Regions from separate parts of the Mus musculus genome. Here region 1 is linked to region 2. Evidence: chromatin loops called from intact Hi-C (ENCODE). Cell type or tissue: left cerebral cortex. All regions are shown on one strand. Links, peaks and the distances in the headings refer to the core of each region. The heading gives the core; the rest is flanking DNA. Region 1 has its middle 39 kb from the start of Gm39319. Region 2 holds the start of Hspa8 (heat shock protein 8).

Evidence for each region. Peaks named below come from ENCODE experiments on the same cell type or tissue, not always from the same donor. Only the 100,000 strongest peaks of a DNase experiment are listed, where the experiment ranks them.
Region 1: a loop joins it to region 2, with 3 times the contacts of the local background. A loop is called at or near these places in 6 of 42 quality-filtered maps.

Annotation. Positions count from the first base shown.
Region 1 is chr9:40,623,298-40,631,874 of GRCm38, forward strand. No RefSeq gene overlaps it. Among named protein-coding and RNA genes, the nearest start is that of Gm39319, 39 kb to the right of the region's middle. In left cerebral cortex, for the core only: a CTCF peak has its summit at 4,990 (motif pointing right); DNase peaks (open chromatin) are centred at 4,997 and 8,065; H3K27ac peaks cover 1,092 bases.
Region 2 is chr9:40,801,200-40,809,776 of GRCm38, forward strand. It overlaps Hspa8 (heat shock protein 8), which reads left to right and starts at 77. Exons shown (of 9, transcript NM_031165.5): 1 at 77-149; 2 at 719-928; 3 at 1,219-1,424; 4 at 1,540-1,692; 5 at 1,775-2,330; 6 at 2,541-2,743; 7 at 2,966-3,164; 8 at 3,264-3,496; 9 at 3,733-4,003. The coding sequence starts at 724. The coding sequence ends at 3,918. Snord14c (small nucleolar RNA, C/D box 14C) reads left to right here and starts at 2,384; the gene lies at 2,384-2,470. Snord14d (small nucleolar RNA, C/D box 14D) reads left to right here and starts at 2,796; the gene lies at 2,796-2,882. It overlaps Snord14e (small nucleolar RNA, C/D box 14E), which reads left to right and starts at 3,549; the gene lies at 3,549-3,639. In left cerebral cortex, for the core only: CTCF peaks have their summits at 249, 4,289 (motif pointing left) and 5,350 (motif pointing right); DNase peaks (open chromatin) are centred at 671, 897, 4,275, 5,419 and 3 more places; H3K4me3 peaks cover 3,900 bases; H3K27ac peaks cover 988 bases.

The sequences.
Region 1 (8,577 bases), core at 193-8,192, 180 kb before region 2:
AATAGCAATCTGTCACGGAGCCCCTTCCCGTGAGTTCATGTAAAGTTATCACTTTTTCAAAGCCTCCAAGTAATGTCACCTTAGGGGTTAGATATCTTCAGTATTTGAATTCTGAGTGGCACAATTATCCAATCCATAACAAGAGGGGGGGGGGTATGGAACAGGAGAGGAATGGAAACAAAATAATTATTTTAAAGCATAAAGTAAGGAACTGAATGGCTGCCTTCCACTATTATATACCACCCGGTCTTCTGTCCTGCTTCCTGAAGAGAGGGCAATGCCACAGGTAAGGTTAATCTTCAGTTCATGTGTCTGGGGACAAGGAACCAATATCTTCTCAAGTGCCACGGGACACACTGCTTCTGCCTTGCTTTTTGGTTTAGAGAAAGCACACTTGGGACTGAGGAGGTGGTTGACTGGCAAGAGCACTTGCTAGGCAGACATGGGGACATGGATGCAAATCCCCAGAGCCCATGTCTGAGATTCTCACCTGTAGCTCAGCACTGCAGGGGCAGTCAGAGACTCACCTGTAGCTCAGCCCCACCTGCAGGGGCAGGTGGGGCTTGCTGGCTGCTGGTCTAGCTCCAGGTTCAGTAAAGAACTATCATGCAGGAGAGATGAGAGAAAGAACAGGACAGCTTAAAGGTGCACTAGCCAGTCTGAGTGCGGCAAAGTGGCTCTGGCAGGCCTTTCCCTTCTCGCCCTCCACCCCCATTCCCTCTTCCTTGCTAAAAACCTTTCCATTACATTCCTAAAGCTAGCCCTGCCAAGATCTATTCCCTTATTTGGCCACTTCCTCCTCCTGTGGCTGACTACCAGGGTCCAACTATCAAAGTACTGAAGTTTATCAATCCAAAACCCCCTAATTAAAGCTCCACCTAATTAGCATGCCCAATTAAAATTAATACCTCATCCTGACACAGGATTTCACTTTGTACCTTTATAAACTGCCATTTACCACTGGGCCATGTCTGTCTTCTCTCTGTGCAGAGGCTGGCCTTTGGACCCTTTGAGACAAATATCCCAAACCCCCCCCCCCTTGCTCCCTTTTCCCTTCTCCCTCATCCTCTATCTCCTGTTTTTGTCTCTTCTTCCCTACCCTCTGTCCTTCTAGGTCAAATAAATGTCCTTTGTCCTGAGAACTTAGTCGTAGGGTGTCTTGAGCTGATACTCCACCCTGATGCCCTCTTCTGGCTTCTACACACACACACACACACACACACACACACACACACACGAGCATACACATCCATGCGTGCATACACCAGACATCATCTTCATATATGCATAGACATACTGTCACACACGTACAAACAAAATTTAAAAGTAAGCAAGCATACATCCTACAACATTGTCCAGATTTCTAAAGTATTCTCCCAGAATCCATATTGTTCACACAACTGAGTTTTTATGGTACAGGGAGAATTTCTTTAAAACAAACTGAAAAATAAGTCTTGTTCTGCCATTGGATGGAAAAGCAAGAATGGGGTCACCTGTTCATCCCAGTAATGACCCACTGTAAACACAACCAGAGTTGCAGGCTGAGGAGCTGGCCCAGATACTGCCTTCGGGGGCCTCCAGAGCCCTCTTAGACCCCTGCTTGCAAGCAAGCAGAAGAGAGATCCTTCACTGAGAAGGGTACAGGGGAGGCTGCAGGCCTGGGAGGCAGAGCAAAGCTGGGTACAGAGATGCTGAGTTCCGGCGTTCATTAAGTGAGTCAGAGATATCTACAGATCTGAGGCTTCAGGACAAGCTTCAGTGAAGATGAGTGAATCACCTGTAGATCAAGAGCCAAAGCCAGCCCAGGACATTACATACTATTATGTGAATGGATAACTGGATAGATAAACAGAAGTACTGTGAGCTAAAACTACTCCTCTCGGTTCCAAGATCCTAGGAATCGATGTGTCAGTTCCTAGGCTGCCCTCGGAGTCTGGAAATTACTGTTGCTGCCCTGTCAGACTTACTTCTCCAGCTTGAATGTAGCGATCCACATGAAGGATGCCCCGCCCACGTGGAAGGCAGCCTTTCCCTGTCTTTTCAGATGCTTTAACCTGCTGCTGCAGCTTAAACTTGGGTCACCTTTCCTGCTATCATATCGCCAATGGCTTTTCTCCCCATCTCTCTGTCCCTTGTAACAAAGTGCCACAAACTGGTTGTCATCATTCCTCATGGTTCTAGAAGCCAACAGTCCAAAGATCCTGGAAGGGGCAAACTCTGAACTGGGTAGTGGAAAACCCTGCCTGTGTCTCTCTAGCTTTGGGTGGTAGCCAGCACTGTTTGGCAGTCCTTAAGCATCCTGTCTTCTCGAAGCATTCTCCCCATGTGTCTATGTCCTGATTGTCTTATAAGAATACCAGTCATATTGAAATGGCCTCTGGGGTGACACGAATGGGTGATGGAGATGGGGCCTAATGGGTAACCTGTGATTCTGAAGGGGCTGTTGGGATACCAGCCTTTTCCTGTCCCTCTCTGCTTACTCGCCTACTGTGTGTTCCACCACAATGTGCGTGGTACATTACTGTCACCACAAACCCAAAGTAACAAGGTCAGATGACCATGGACTGAAACCACGGAAGCTGTGCATGCCAAAAATCAAATCTTTCCTCTTCCTAAAATCGTCTCAGCCCGCGCTGCACCCCAGCACTGTTGAAAAGCTGAGGAACAGGGTTCCCCTCCCCGTGTTACCTGCATTGCCACAAAATCTTCTTTAGTGCATTGCTGACATGCTGGCACTGAGGAAGTTGCGGCAGTAAGATCACTGAGTTCAAAGCCAGCCTAGACTACATAGCAAGACTGCTTCAAACAAGATGGTTCTGCAGCCGGAGCTCAGATGAAGAGATGGCTCAGCAGTTAAGAAAAATGGCTGCTCTTCCAGAGGATCTGGGTTCAATTTCCAACACCTACATGGCAGCTCACAGCTGTCTATAGCACCTGTTCCAGGGGAATCCAATAAATAAATAGATAAATAAATAAATGAATAAAGTCCTCATTCTTGACTGTGGTGCTGCCTTCTCTGTTTCCTTACAATCCAGCAGCCAGCATGACCTTTGAATTATGTGAGATCTTGTTAGAAGAGTAGAGTCCCTCTACTCACAGCTAGGGTGAGGACTGAAGCCAGGGATGTAGCTCCTTGGTAGATGCTTTCCTAATGGATCCTCAGCCCCACAACGGAGAGAGGAAAGAGAGAGGGAAGCCGAGGAAATGAATTTGCCAGCCCCTGACTCTCTAAGCCTACCTCCCTCTGTTCCTCTTGCTGTGGCCTCAGCTGTCCATACGCAGCTCCTGCAGAGGTTGAGTCTCACCAGGGGACTTGTATCCTTGCTAACCCTGCTGCCCAGAGGCTCTGCCCCGAGGTGCCACACTGCTGGTTCCTTCTCATTATTTAGCTCCCATGCAAACAGGCAGCTATTCCAAGCAGCTTCCCCTACAGAGTTAATGGAGCTATCCACCTCCCTATCCTTGCTGCCCTGTCTCAACGCTCACCAGAAAATCTAAAGCGAATCGTGTTTGCATTTCCCTTCAGTCCCCACTTAAGCCCCTTCTGTCTACAAATACGGCTCGAACCCCCCAGAGCCAAGAACAGAAATATCCTTTGTGGATATCGTTGAAGTGATTAATGCTGTCCCTCTCTCGAACGGATGAACAAAGATGTGAATCGGATGTGGAATGAATAGAAAAAATATTTTAACTTCGATGGCAGACCCAGGGTTAATAATTCTGAAATGGAAAAGCTTTATTGATCGTCGAGTAAAATATCACCCTAAAGCACTGAGCTATAGACTCCTAGCCAAGAACCAAGAAAACATATTCTTAGCTCAGACAATAATAGGCACTGGGGTTTCTTTTTCTTCTCTTTCTTTTCCTTCCATGGAAAATGAAGAAGGATGTTAAAAGCAAAAGGAAAGAGCATTAGAAGAGCAGGTGTAACTTAAAGGTAAAGAAGCAAAAGGAAGGATGGGGGAGGGGGAGCATGGGTTAGCGGCATTTAAATGACCTAGCTGAGCTATGAAGGGGATGGATGGCTCACGTTACCAAGGACGACGACATGCCTCGAGGCATCAAGTCCAGGACTAGGTCTGCAGCATTGCGGGGGCTGACACTGTTTCCCTCCCTCAAGCCCCCATCCCTCACTTGCCTCTTCTTTTTTAAAATGTATTTATTTATTGTATGTATATGACTACGCTACACTGCTCCTGTCTTCAGACACATCAGATCCCATTTCAGATGGTTGTGAGCCACCCTGTGGTTGCTAGGAATGGTACTCAGGACCTCTGGAAGAGCAGCCAGTGAGTGTTCTCAACCGCTGAGCCATCTCTCCAGCCCCGCTTTCCTCTTCTTATTGTCCTCCTCCTCCTTCTTATTCTTTTGAGACAGGGTCTCACAATGTAGCCCTGGCTGGACTGGAACTCACTCTGTAGACCAGGCTGGCCTTGAACTCATAGGGGTTCACCTGCCTTGGCCTCTTACTCTCAAGTGCCAGAATTCAAGATGTGCACCATCATGCCCTGGCTCTGTCCGGATCTTGATCTTAAGCTATGTACGCAGAATTCAAGCAAAAATAGGAAAAAGTACCAAAGTAGAAACGCCCAGGGAAATGGTCCACAAAATGACATATAAAGAGCAAATTATTTACTTGGTGAATGACAGGTGTCATTTGTATGTTTTTCTAAAATTAACCTGAATAATCTTGAACAACGTAATGGTGAGACTTGCCTTGTATTAGCAGTAGTATTAGCAGAATACTACTGTTGTATTAAATGCTATACACCCCTGGTTCACTTCGCTACAAGTGAGGAATGCTTGTAAAATGCTTGTGTCGCCCCCAAATTAGCACGGGGTTCATGAAGAATCACTTGGCAAGAGAGGGCCAAGGAAAGGAGAAAACCAGAGAAGCAACCTGTAGCCATTTTGTCAGCAACCCAAGGACTTTTGTGCTAAGCCGGTAGCAGGCCGCTGTGCCATCTGGAGCCAGTGAAACTAGCTATCCACAAGAGGGCGATGTCTAACCAATCCCCAGCCCTAGGAGCTGAAGGCAAGCTGCTTGGCAGAGGTCAGGATCCAAGGTCAGCCTGGGCTACTGGAAGTCCCGCCCCTTAGCAAATAACTAACCAAACAAAAATAAAGAGGGTGGTAAGATTGCTATAAACAAGAAAATCCTCTGACTCACAGGCCTGTGGACATACTACCAGCTCAGCCTTTCCAACTCACCCCTAAAGGCAGAAAAGCCCTACCCCCAGGGCAAGGTCCCTCCAGGGAAGGACTCTAGGCTTGTTATTTCTAAGGCTGCGAGTCAGGACATTTTCAATTCTCAGGTATGAGCAAATCGTAGGAAGGAGTCCCTACCAACTCCTAAAGCCCATCTCCCAAATCGCCAGCTCAACTGGGAGAGCGAATAAATGACATGGCCAGACCCAGAGGCTTCTGAAATAAGGATTATCACGACAACACCAGTAAAACATGTGTGGGCACGCACACCTTTTTTTCCTGGTTATAACCGGCACCTGCACGGAGATCCACGCTGTGCTTTCATATGAATACAGTTGGGGAACTGACCCCAAAGGGAACTAAGTGGAGAAAGGGGCACGACCAACAGGGGGCGGGGCTTGTGTCCCATCCACAGAGTGTCTACAGTAGCAGGGTTGGGGCCCAGCCTGATATGTGGCACTTCTAATGTGTTCCGGGAGGTGTTGATGCTGTTTGTTGGACAGTAGGGTTACGTTGACAATGGTATAGGGCTCGTGCATCTACTCCTTAGCTCTGGCGTATTCAGAAATAAAGGTCCTGGGCGTGGTGGCGCTCCTTTAATCCCAGCACTCGGGAGGCAGAGGCAGACGGATTTCTGAGTTTGAGGCCAGCCTGGTCTACAGTGTGAGTTCCAGGACAGCCAGGGCTACACAGAGAAACCCTGCCTCGAAAAAAAAAAAAAAAAAAAAGGAAGAAAGAGAGAGAGGGAGGGAGGGAGGGAGGGAGGGAGGGAGGGAGGGAGGGAGGGAGGGAAGGAAGGAAGGAAGGAAGGAAGGAAGGAAGGAAGGAAGGAAGGAAGGAAGGAAGGAAGGAAGGAAGGAAGGAAGGAAGGAAGGAAGGAAGGAAGAAACCTGCCCTGAGTTGGTAAACAGAGCACTTCCTAGGGATAATTCCTGGTATCCGGATTCCTGACATCCTTACTTCCTGGGAGGTAAGCATCCTCACTTCCATTTCTCACTAGGAAAGCAAGGGCGCCAAGAGGCTATCTGAGCTGGCGAATCTTGGCGCCTGGATTTGATCTTGGTGGCAAAGTTCCTGCTGGACATTCTAGCTCCAGGGTGAAGGAGCTGGTCAACTGAAATAAAGAGGGAGAAAGTGCAAACGTAAGCGCCTCTTTTACAACAAGAAGCAAAAGGGCAAGCATTGTGGGAAAGCTTGGTAATCACAATCGGGATCGGAGGCGCACGGGAGGCTGCCCTGGTGTCCCGGGCAATGCGCAGCTCCTGAAGAGACCTCTGCGTCAAGCAGAGCCCAGCAGGCATTTGGGATGAAGTAGCTGCTCAAGTTCTGACCTGCCTCACAGAATAGAACAGTATGCATTATTTAGACCAGAATGTCCTTTCTATTTTTGTATTCGAAAAAGAGGCGTATTCATGGCAAAGGCAGGTGGTTTGGGGTTTGGGGCGGGGGGGGGGGGGTGTTAAGCTTTCAACAAACAGCTCAGAATTCCCCAAGCTCTATCTCCTTTAAATGATGAATCTAAAAAGTAGAAAAATAGATGTTAAAAAGGCCTGAGGAACTGGTTAAATTATTTCACAGCATTTAGGTTTCTGTCTCCAAATAAAAGTGTTACCTTTTTATTAGTCAGACAGTGGACATTTGGGTTCTGTGGTTTGCGGTTGGTGTGTGTGGGTAGGAGAGGATTCTATAAAAAGTAGGACATTACCAGGAGATGTAAAATAATCTCAATATACAAAATAGATGTATAGCAGTCTTGTCTTGGGGAATAAACAGACCTTTCTTATTAGCCAGAGTCAACAAGAAAAAAAAAGTCAGATTCCAATGTTCTATGCTACACATGGTTTAATTCGATGTACAGACATGTCTCTATACAATTCAGGCATTACCTTTAAGAGACTTATAATTTAAGCCTTGCGACATACCTGCAGTCTCATCATTTGGAAGGAGGAGACAGAAGGATAATAAGTTAGAGTCTCAGCTGGGCTACATAGGAAAACCCTGTCAAAGGAGAGAAGGGAGGAAAGGGAGGGAGGAACTTAATCTGGAAAGCAAGACAGATACACTAGTCACTACGCAGCCATAGCCCAGCTAGGAGGTGGAAGAACTACTTCCTGCTCCCTAGGCCCTCTCACAGGACTCTTCCAACCTGTGTTGTGTCCCCAATTCTGTCATTTAACTCCAACTCTCCCCATGAATGTGCCGTACCCCCAACTCCAACTTATCCAACGACACACTGCTACCAGGCTCATCTTCCTAGCTCAAAGGCAGGCACACTGGATGCTCAAGCTCCAAGTCTTTGTGTGAATTTTGCTTAACCACAAACCTGATGCTGTGTCCTGCACAGCTCTGCAGTAAACCACTGCATCAACAGTAACACAGCTCCTCCATCCAGCATCCATCCAGCTGACATAGGGATTATCTCAGCCATGCTGCACTCTGACCCACATGTACACCAGAGCCTTCACTCAGCCCCTCCAGCAGGGTCTGGGCTGTGATACCCTGAGAGAGTATAGACTTTATTTTGTCTGCATCACTGTGATTCCTTAAGATTAGAAACTGTGTGTTGATTCCCTGGATAAGTCCAGTTCTCTCTGACTGCGATATCATTAAATATATCAAGCTTTGTTGACAACAGTCCACAGCTGAGTCCATCCACATAGACTTGAGTGTTCAGAAGCGTATTGGAGCCTTAAAGAGTGACTGGAGGGCTGGAGAGATGACTCAGCAGTTAAGAGCACTGACTGCTCTTCCGAAGGTCCTGCAGAAGCAATGTGACCATCTGCTTCCTCAAGCTCCTGCTGCAGTGAGCCATGGTACCCAGGAACTGAGACCAAAACAAACCCTTCACCGGAAGTGACTTTTGTGAGCTATTTTCTCTCCATTATGTAACATGACCACTTGATTAGAGAGGAGGAGTAACTGCAGAAGTGAGAGGGGGGGGCGGTGAATCTGCTACCCAGGGGGGGCACAGTGAGGGCAGGTACTGGCGCACAGAGGAAGGGGAATTCTGGTGAGTATGTGAGGAAGTTTTCACAGAAATGGTAGCATCGGACTGGTACTTTAAAATAAGAACTAGGCATAAGGAGAGAACAGGTAACGCGAACCCCAAGCAAACAAGTTTCAATCAGTGATCCGTATCCGAGTTTCCAGGTAAGGCTCTCACGCATGCGCAGTGAGCAGGGATATGGCGTCACCCCAGGCTCAGGTGATTTCATCAAAACCCTCCTTACATCAGCCTCACACACCACTGTCCTGAAGCAATACAGTACTAAACACTAAGCCAGCCAAGCCAAGTAAGTCTGGGGTTATGAATGTCTGATTGGTCAAAACTGAGTCGGGTGTATCGAGCTGGGTGCTAGGACTTTGGAA
Region 2 (8,577 bases), core at 129-8,128:
CAGCGGGATGGGGCGGCACCCTTCTGGAAGGTTCTAAGACAGGGTATAAGAGAGAGGGAAGCGGGCGGAAACCGGTCTCATTGAACGCGGAGGCAGCTGCCTGGCATTTGTGTGGTCTCGTCGTCAGCGCAGCTGGGCCTACACACAAGGTGAGGCATGGGACTCGGGGGTTTGCGGGGGTCCGGGGTGGTGCAGGAGTCCCGGGGAGTCTCTTAGGCGGCGGCTGCAGCTCAGGCCGTCACCACCAGGGACAGAGACTGCAGCAGATCCGGAGGATGGGCTGAGTCAGGGCGGCGCCGCCATGGCCTTGTGGCTCCGCGTGGCGGGGGAGGGGAGCCACAGGCGCCCTGGTCTTTTTATCCTGTCTGTGACTTCAAATATAAGGCTTCTGCCCGGCGCCCACAGGGCAGGGCCCCCCGAGGTGGGAAAGGGGGATCCTGGCTCCCGCGGTGCGCGGTCCGGGTGGGGGGGGTTCGGGGGGCGCTCGGAGGTGGCCACGTGCTCCACCATTGTCGCAGACCTTTAGGACAGATGGTTCCTTGAGCCTTGGGCGGGCTGTGCCAGGCTTGGCACAGACCACCTATACTGCAGCACTGCTGCCACGAGCCTGCCGCGTGGCTTCAGGTGATAGGTCTGGGTCACCAAGTCCAGACCCACTGCGGACTGGATAAAAGCCGGAAAGCGAGTGCTTAGCCCCCCTCCTTTTTTTTTCTAATAGCAACCATGTCTAAGGGACCTGCAGTTGGCATTGATCTCGGCACCACCTACTCCTGTGTGGGTGTCTTCCAGCATGGAAAGGTGGAAATTATTGCCAATGACCAGGGTAACCGCACCACGCCAAGCTATGTTGCTTTCACGGACACAGAGAGATTAATTGGGGATGCGGCCAAGAATCAGGTTGCAATGAACCCCACCAACACAGTTTTTGGTAAGTCGCCAGCATCTTTGTGCCACTAGCATGAGTAAAAGGGCTGGGGGGCAGGGCATTTGGAATGTAGAAACAGATCTGCCTTAATAACTGCAGCCTGAGATTGCAACTGTTTAAATATGACAATATAAGGCCACAAGATTTTAAATATGGGCCTTGGCTTCCTGCACTAGAGATTACGTCCATCTAGATGGGTGCTGCAGGTTTTTGTTTTCTGTTTTTTTGGTTTTTTTTTTTTTTGCAGTGATAGGCACTAAGGAGTGTGATGAGGTATGTTTAATATTTTACAGATGCCAAACGTCTGATCGGGCGTAGGTTTGATGATGCTGTTGTTCAGTCTGATATGAAGCACTGGCCCTTCATGGTGGTGAATGATGCAGGCAGGCCCAAGGTCCAAGTGGAATACAAAGGGGAGACAAAAAGTTTCTACCCAGAGGAAGTGTCCTCCATGGTTCTGACAAAGATGAAGGAAATTGCAGAAGCGTACCTCGGAAAGGTGGGTTTTTTTTTTAACAGGTGCCATTTGAGATGGGTGTTACCTTTATGTTTAATTCACACATTCTGATCGGGAATTTGCCAACCAAACAATTGTGCAATTCATTGTTTTTTAGACCGTTACCAACGCTGTGGTCACAGTGCCCGCTTACTTCAATGACTCTCAGCGACAGGCAACAAAAGATGCTGGAACTATTGCTGGCCTCAATGTACTTCGAATCATCAATGAACCAACTGCTGCTGCTATTGCTTACGGCTTAGATAAGAAGGTAGGCATTTCAAATCAAGTACAACTTTGTTAGGGTTAACTTGCCAGAAACAGGCCTGAGCTAAGAATGTCTTATTTGACAGGTCGGAGCTGAAAGGAATGTGCTCATTTTTGACTTGGGAGGTGGCACTTTTGATGTGTCAATCCTCACTATTGAGGATGGAATTTTTGAGGTCAAATCAACAGCTGGAGACACCCACTTAGGTGGAGAAGATTTTGACAACCGAATGGTCAATCATTTCATTGCTGAGTTCAAGCGAAAGCACAAGAAAGACATCAGTGAGAACAAGAGAGCTGTCCGCCGTCTCCGCACGGCCTGCGAGCGGGCCAAGCGCACCCTCTCCTCCAGCACCCAGGCCAGTATTGAGATTGATTCTCTCTATGAGGGAATTGACTTCTATACCTCCATTACCCGGGCTCGATTTGAGGAGTTGAATGCTGACCTGTTCCGTGGCACACTGGACCCTGTAGAGAAGGCCCTTCGAGATGCCAAGCTGGACAAGTCACAGATCCATGATATTGTCTTGGTGGGTGGTTCTACCAGAATCCCCAAGATTCAGAAACTTCTGCAAGACTTCTTCAATGGAAAAGAGCTGAACAAGAGCATTAACCCCGATGAAGCTGTTGCCTATGGTGCAGGTAAATACATACAGCCTTTATAGTCTTTATAATCTCAACAAGTCCTGTAAGATTCGCTGTGATGATGGATTCCAAAACCATTCGTAGTTTCCACCAGAAGTACTGTGTTGGCTAGTTCCTTCCTTGGATGTCTGAGCGAATGAAACATACATATGTTGAGTAGACTGCAGTTACAGTGCGTTGTTTCTAACATTTTTTTTCTTTTTATAGCTGTCCAGGCAGCCATTCTATCTGGAGACAAGTCTGAGAACGTTCAGGATTTGCTGCTCTTGGATGTCACTCCTCTTTCCCTTGGTATTGAAACTGCTGGCGGAGTCATGACTGTCCTCATCAAGCGCAATACCACCATCCCCACCAAGCAGACACAGACTTTCACCACCTACTCTGACAACCAGCCTGGTGTACTCATTCAGGTATGTTGTCCCTAGAATTTTGTAGCTTGTATAGAAAGCCCAGGGAAGTTCCTCGCTGTGATGATGGATTCCAAAACCATTCGTAGTTTCCACCAGAAATGCTGTGTTGGCTAGTTCCTTCCTTGGATGTCTGAGCGAACTTATCTTCCCCAAATTTGAGCTTAAGCCACACGAGCAGTAGTTTCTAAAATTGGATGTCTTAATTTTTATTGTCTCTTCTAGGTGTATGAAGGTGAAAGGGCCATGACCAAGGACAACAACCTGCTTGGAAAGTTCGAGCTCACAGGCATCCCTCCAGCACCCCGTGGGGTCCCTCAGATTGAGGTTACTTTTGACATCGATGCCAATGGCATCCTCAATGTTTCTGCTGTAGATAAGAGCACAGGAAAGGAGAACAAGATCACCATCACCAATGACAAGGGTAAGTATGGACCTGCTGCTTTCTTTCTGAATAGAAAGAACAAGGTTTGCTCTTACCATTAAAGAGACATGCTCATGATTTTGTAACTTTCATCATCAGGCCGCTTGAGTAAGGAAGATATTGAGCGCATGGTCCAAGAAGCTGAGAAGTACAAGGCTGAGGATGAGAAGCAGAGAGATAAGGTTTCCTCCAAGAACTCACTGGAGTCCTATGCCTTCAACATGAAAGCAACTGTGGAAGATGAGAAACTTCAAGGCAAGATCAATGATGAGGACAAACAGAAGATTCTTGACAAGTGCAATGAAATCATCAGCTGGCTGGATAAGAACCAGGTATGTGTTTTGCCAATAAGTAGATGTTCATTCAGAAAAGGGCTGAGAGGGGTCACAATGATGATGAATGGTCCAAACATTCGCGGTTTCCACCAGAACGCAAGGCAGTGTTGGCAGTTACCTTCCTTGGATGTCTGAGTGACTCAATAGCTAAGGGTTCTTTAGGCTTAGTTGTCAGTCTCCTCCCCCCAAAGTAATTGGAGATCTTTTAATAAATTTGATTTCTTTTTTCTCAGACTGCAGAGAAGGAAGAATTTGAGCATCAGCAGAAAGAACTGGAGAAAGTCTGCAACCCTATCATTACCAAGCTGTACCAGAGTGCAGGTGGCATGCCTGGGGGAATGCCTGGTGGCTTCCCAGGTGGAGGAGCTCCCCCATCTGGTGGTGCTTCTTCAGGCCCCACCATTGAAGAGGTGGATTAAGTCAGTCCAAGAAGGTGTAGCTTTGTTCCACAGGGACCCAAAACAAGTAACATGGAATAATAAAACTATTTAAATTGGCACCATACAGTTGTCCTGACTGAGTTAAATGTAAGAAACAGGGACAGGTTGAGACGGTCTTGTCTCTAGCTGGCCTAGGATTTAGGTGCTTCTCAAGCTGGGAGAGCCAACACTGCCAGTAAGCAGGTCTAGCCCCAGGCTACAGGTTTACCTTGAACCTGGATAACATTTGACAAGCTAAATGAACACAGGGTGCTGGTTCTCAGCTATGAAATCTATGGGTGCAGATGGGGACTTGGCCTTCTAAGTCCATTTGCTTGTATAATCTAGTGTTAAACTGCCACCTAGTGGCCAGCCTTGTTTCAGAGGTCTGCATGCAGCAAAGCCTAGTAACTTGATGTAGTACTAATAATTAGGGGAGAATAAAGGCTCGCCTTTAATGCCAGTACTTGGGAGGTAGATTCCTGAGGCCAGCCGGGTCTACCAGAGTTCCAGGGCTAAACAAACCCTGCTTTTTTCATCTGCTGGGAGTACTGTCATGCTGAGTGAGGTCCATCTGCAGCCTCTGGCACTTGGTATTTCTAATACTACTGGATGTTTTGCCTTGGCAGGAGACTGCTCTTCTAGTTCCCTAATGTTGGGATTAAACTGCCATTCTACTGTACTGAAAGTTGGGGAGATACATGTAATTTAATAGGATAGGGTACTTAGGTCCAGACAACCAACTGCAAGGAAATTTTTCTGTGCAGCGTTCATCTGAAACCCATGGTGGTTGCTGTTATAAGAACATTTCAGTTTTCCTTTTTAAGTGATAGTGTGGGTGCACAACTGGGGTTAGAATAGATCAAATGTGTATTTTGGGGACTGAAGGCAGGCAGTAGGCTTGCTAGTACAACTGTTCCCCTGCCCCCTACACTTGGAAGTCATGCCTGGGCTTGCACAAAATGGTTAAACTGATTTTGCTGAGAATTGTGTAGTACTAAAAGTGAAAACTAAGTTTATGGAAAAGCCTTGGAATTAAGTCAAGTTATAAGTAAAACTAGAGGATGTTAAGCGTGAGCCACTGCTTTCAGTTTTGAAGGGATCCTAAATCCGTTTTACATGGATTAGAATACTTACCTTTTTCCTGGCTATTCAAGCTGGTTTCAGGTTTCCCTGGAAAGTACTGACAATCACTACCAAGCCAGTCTTAGTTAAAATTTAACTATAATGCATCTTTAGTGCTATATTTCACAAGTAACAGACCTTTAAACTAAGGGAAATGCTTTTGCTATGAGCCACAGCAAAAGTTCTCCACAGTAGTACAGTATTTCAATGTAATTTGAGTTCAAGGCTCTAGGCTTATAGGTGGAATAACCCTTTTCTTCATGGGAAGACATTTTACAAGTGTTCCTTGTGCTTAATGACTTGACGTCTTTGTCCAGCAGATGGCAGTGGTAGCTAATTATAAAGCAACTGCCAGGGTCCTTGGGAAAGCTACTGGAGCTTTTTTTTTTTTTTTTTCCTCCAAGGTAGGCTTTCTTTAGCCCTCAAACTCTGCCAACTTCTGCCTCTGCCTCCTGAGTGTTGGGATTAGCATGATCCACCATACCCCACTAGAACATTTGTCAAATGGGAGCAGGTGCCTTTTGCTTATTGGCAGCATCGCAAAGGGCTTGAAGTTAACCCTGGGCTTGCACAAGATGGTTAGTGCAAGCTAGTGATAGACCAACCCAAAGTCAAACATCCATATTCCTGAGTATGGCATTGTAGAATGAGCAAGTGCCTGGTCAGGAATGGTGTGGGGTCTGGCTTGAGTAAAGTTTAGTGCTTATGAGTGAGAAGAGTGGAACAAAGACACAGTGGTCAAGGAGTCTTTCTTCTGAGCTGATGTTTGGCAAGGCTGCTGGGCACTGTGGCTCAGCTCAGGCGGTAATGCTTGGCCAGCAGGATTCAGTCTTGGCACCACACCAAACTTGGTGTGATATGGTAGCACTTGGGAGGTGAAAAGGAAAGGATCAGAAGTTCAGGGTCCTCTGTAATGGGATAGTGAGTTGAGTTCAAGGTCAGCCTTGGCTCTAGCAACCGACTCTTAAGACGAGAGCTATAACAATTCATATACCATCTGCTTTGCTCTGGGGATGTGGTAGATATACTTTGTGTACATTCAAAGAACGATGCAAAACAATCTAGTCAAGAAAACCCTATAGCATTATTGCTGTGGTTTTTTTGGCCCCACACTCCCTTAGCTATCCATTCTGAACACTTTGGAGACAAGGAAGGCACAACACATGGTCTTTTGTGACTGTCTTAACGTTTTCCACCAAGCTGCTGTAGGCAGGGAAGAGCAAATGGGAGAGAACTGTTAGAGTAGTTGGGAAGATTGAGAAGGAATAGAAGAAGTAAAAGTGTATTCTCACAAGTACGTAAGGGTAGGAGACATGCCTCCTGGCTGCAATCTAGCATTTAGGAGATAGAGGCAGGAAGAATGCAATGGTGAGACTATCTGATGTTTTGATGCGTTGGGGCTCAATTCAAACCAAATAGTTTCCACTCTCAGGAAATACTAGAGACTTGAGACTTGAAAGGCGGCCAGCTGCAAGCAATGATGTCAATTGGAAGTAGCTTGGGAAGTTCAACAGAAGCTCTTTGTTGCTTTGCTATTTCTTGGGTTTCTGTCCAGAGACCTGCAGTGCCCTCTAACGTTGTGCAACGATGAGCAGATTACGTTTCAGGAACTACCTAAGAAGTGGGGGTTACAATATTCGACCTTAGGATCGTCAGGAGAATGAAGTGAGCCCGTGTGTGCAAACCATTTAGCCCTGCAGCTGACTTGGGAAAGGGCTCCGTAAATGGGCTATCATTAGCTATGAGTGCACACTATTTCCTAAGGGTCCCATACAGAGCGACACACACACACACACACACACACACACACACACACACACACACACACACAGAGAGAGGTACTTTAAAACAACAGACTTACTGTCTCCAGTGGAGAGACTGAAAGTCTGAAATCAACATTTGGATGAGAGCCATGCTTGTCAGGGAGGGAATCTTCTGACTCTCCAGTCACCTGCTGCCCTACTGTGCTGCTTGTCACTGTGTACATTTAGCCTTTTAGAAGCACAACCTTAAACATTAGCTTCCCAGGCAGCTGTGCACGGAAAGTCATTCTCGGAGGTTCTGGGATTAGAACTCAGTGACAGGTCAGCCCACAGCCCACAGCCATCACATTCCAGGTTGTCAAAGGGAAAGAAGCTTCCCAATTCGTGTGCAAAACCAGAAAGGGAACCCTAGGACAAAATCCAAATTCCTGTTCTTCAGTGAGATGGAGTGTCAGGTCTTTTAACTGCAGTCTTTCTCTGGAGCCGCTCCCCACAGCAGGCTACCAGCTGTGGGGCTCTTTTTCCTTCCTACTTTGTCATCCCTCCGTTGCCCCTCCGGATTCCCAAACAATGCCTAATTCTATTATTTCCAGTCATTTCCTCGTGGATGGCGGTTTATTTCTGTCATCAAGTCTCTGATGAAATCTATAGCTGTGAAATGTTTAGTCCAATCCCAACAAATCGTGTATAGTGGTAACATGTCACAGGCAGCCCGCGGCCTGCATTACGTGGTAATTTGGAAGAGAGAGAAGTGATAATATAAGGCTGGGCTTCCTTTGTGAGCTCGCATTAATGCTGTAGCTGGTGATGTCAACTGACAGCCCATCGATTTGGGCTAATAGTGCACGGAGGGGGCAGAATGGGGGCAAGGCAGGGAATAAAGGATATTGACGTCCAGCCACCAGGATCCCGGCAGCTTTTAATCTATTATTGCCCTCTTTTAATGCAACTTTCACATGTCAACTGCATTTGCTTCTCTTCGCTCTGCCTGCTGAGCTGAACTGTGAAGCCAGTGGGGTGCCACCCCCAGAGTGGCTCAAAGTTCCCCAGTATTGATTCTTTGATGCTCTGGGGGTGTGAATTATAATTATTTCATTAAGCCCTTTAATGGGTATCAACCATAAACCTTCTCCAGCCCAGGCTGAGGAGACCAGAGCAAGGTCCACGTCATTAATCTATGTTCATCTCGTTGCCACCAATTGTCCGACTCTCGGCCCTTATTCGTTTTTTTTTTTTTTTTTTTTTTCTCCCCTCCTATTATCGCATCTAAGGTTTTAGCTAGAATCAGGTCGATCTATTCCCAGAGAGGAACTGGGAAGAGGAGCTGGCTGATTTGGGGAGACTTGAGGGAGGCCACAGCTGAGCAGACCGCAGAGCCGGCTGTTCACACTAAGGGGCTAACTTAGCACACCTCAGCCCAGCTCTACCCAGCTCCAGTTGGTTTATGCAGGGAGGTGATGCAGGAGATCTTGGGACAAAATCAGAGAGCTTGCAACCCCTTGTGTCCGAGTCTTTCGTGGTGGTGGCTTTGGAACACTACACACACACACACACACACACCACTTAGGCCATTTCTCACATGCTAGGGTCCTATGAGTTCAAAGGCCTTGTGGCTTCAAACACTTTAGACTCCAAGAGGAGGGAAAGGAGTGAAGACGTGGATAAGCAGCAGACACTGGTCAGAGTATTGAGTAAGCCACAGACTCCAATGGAAGGGACACTGGACCCTGTCTTGGATAAAGGAGGCTTTCCTGGAGGAGCCAGTGCCTAA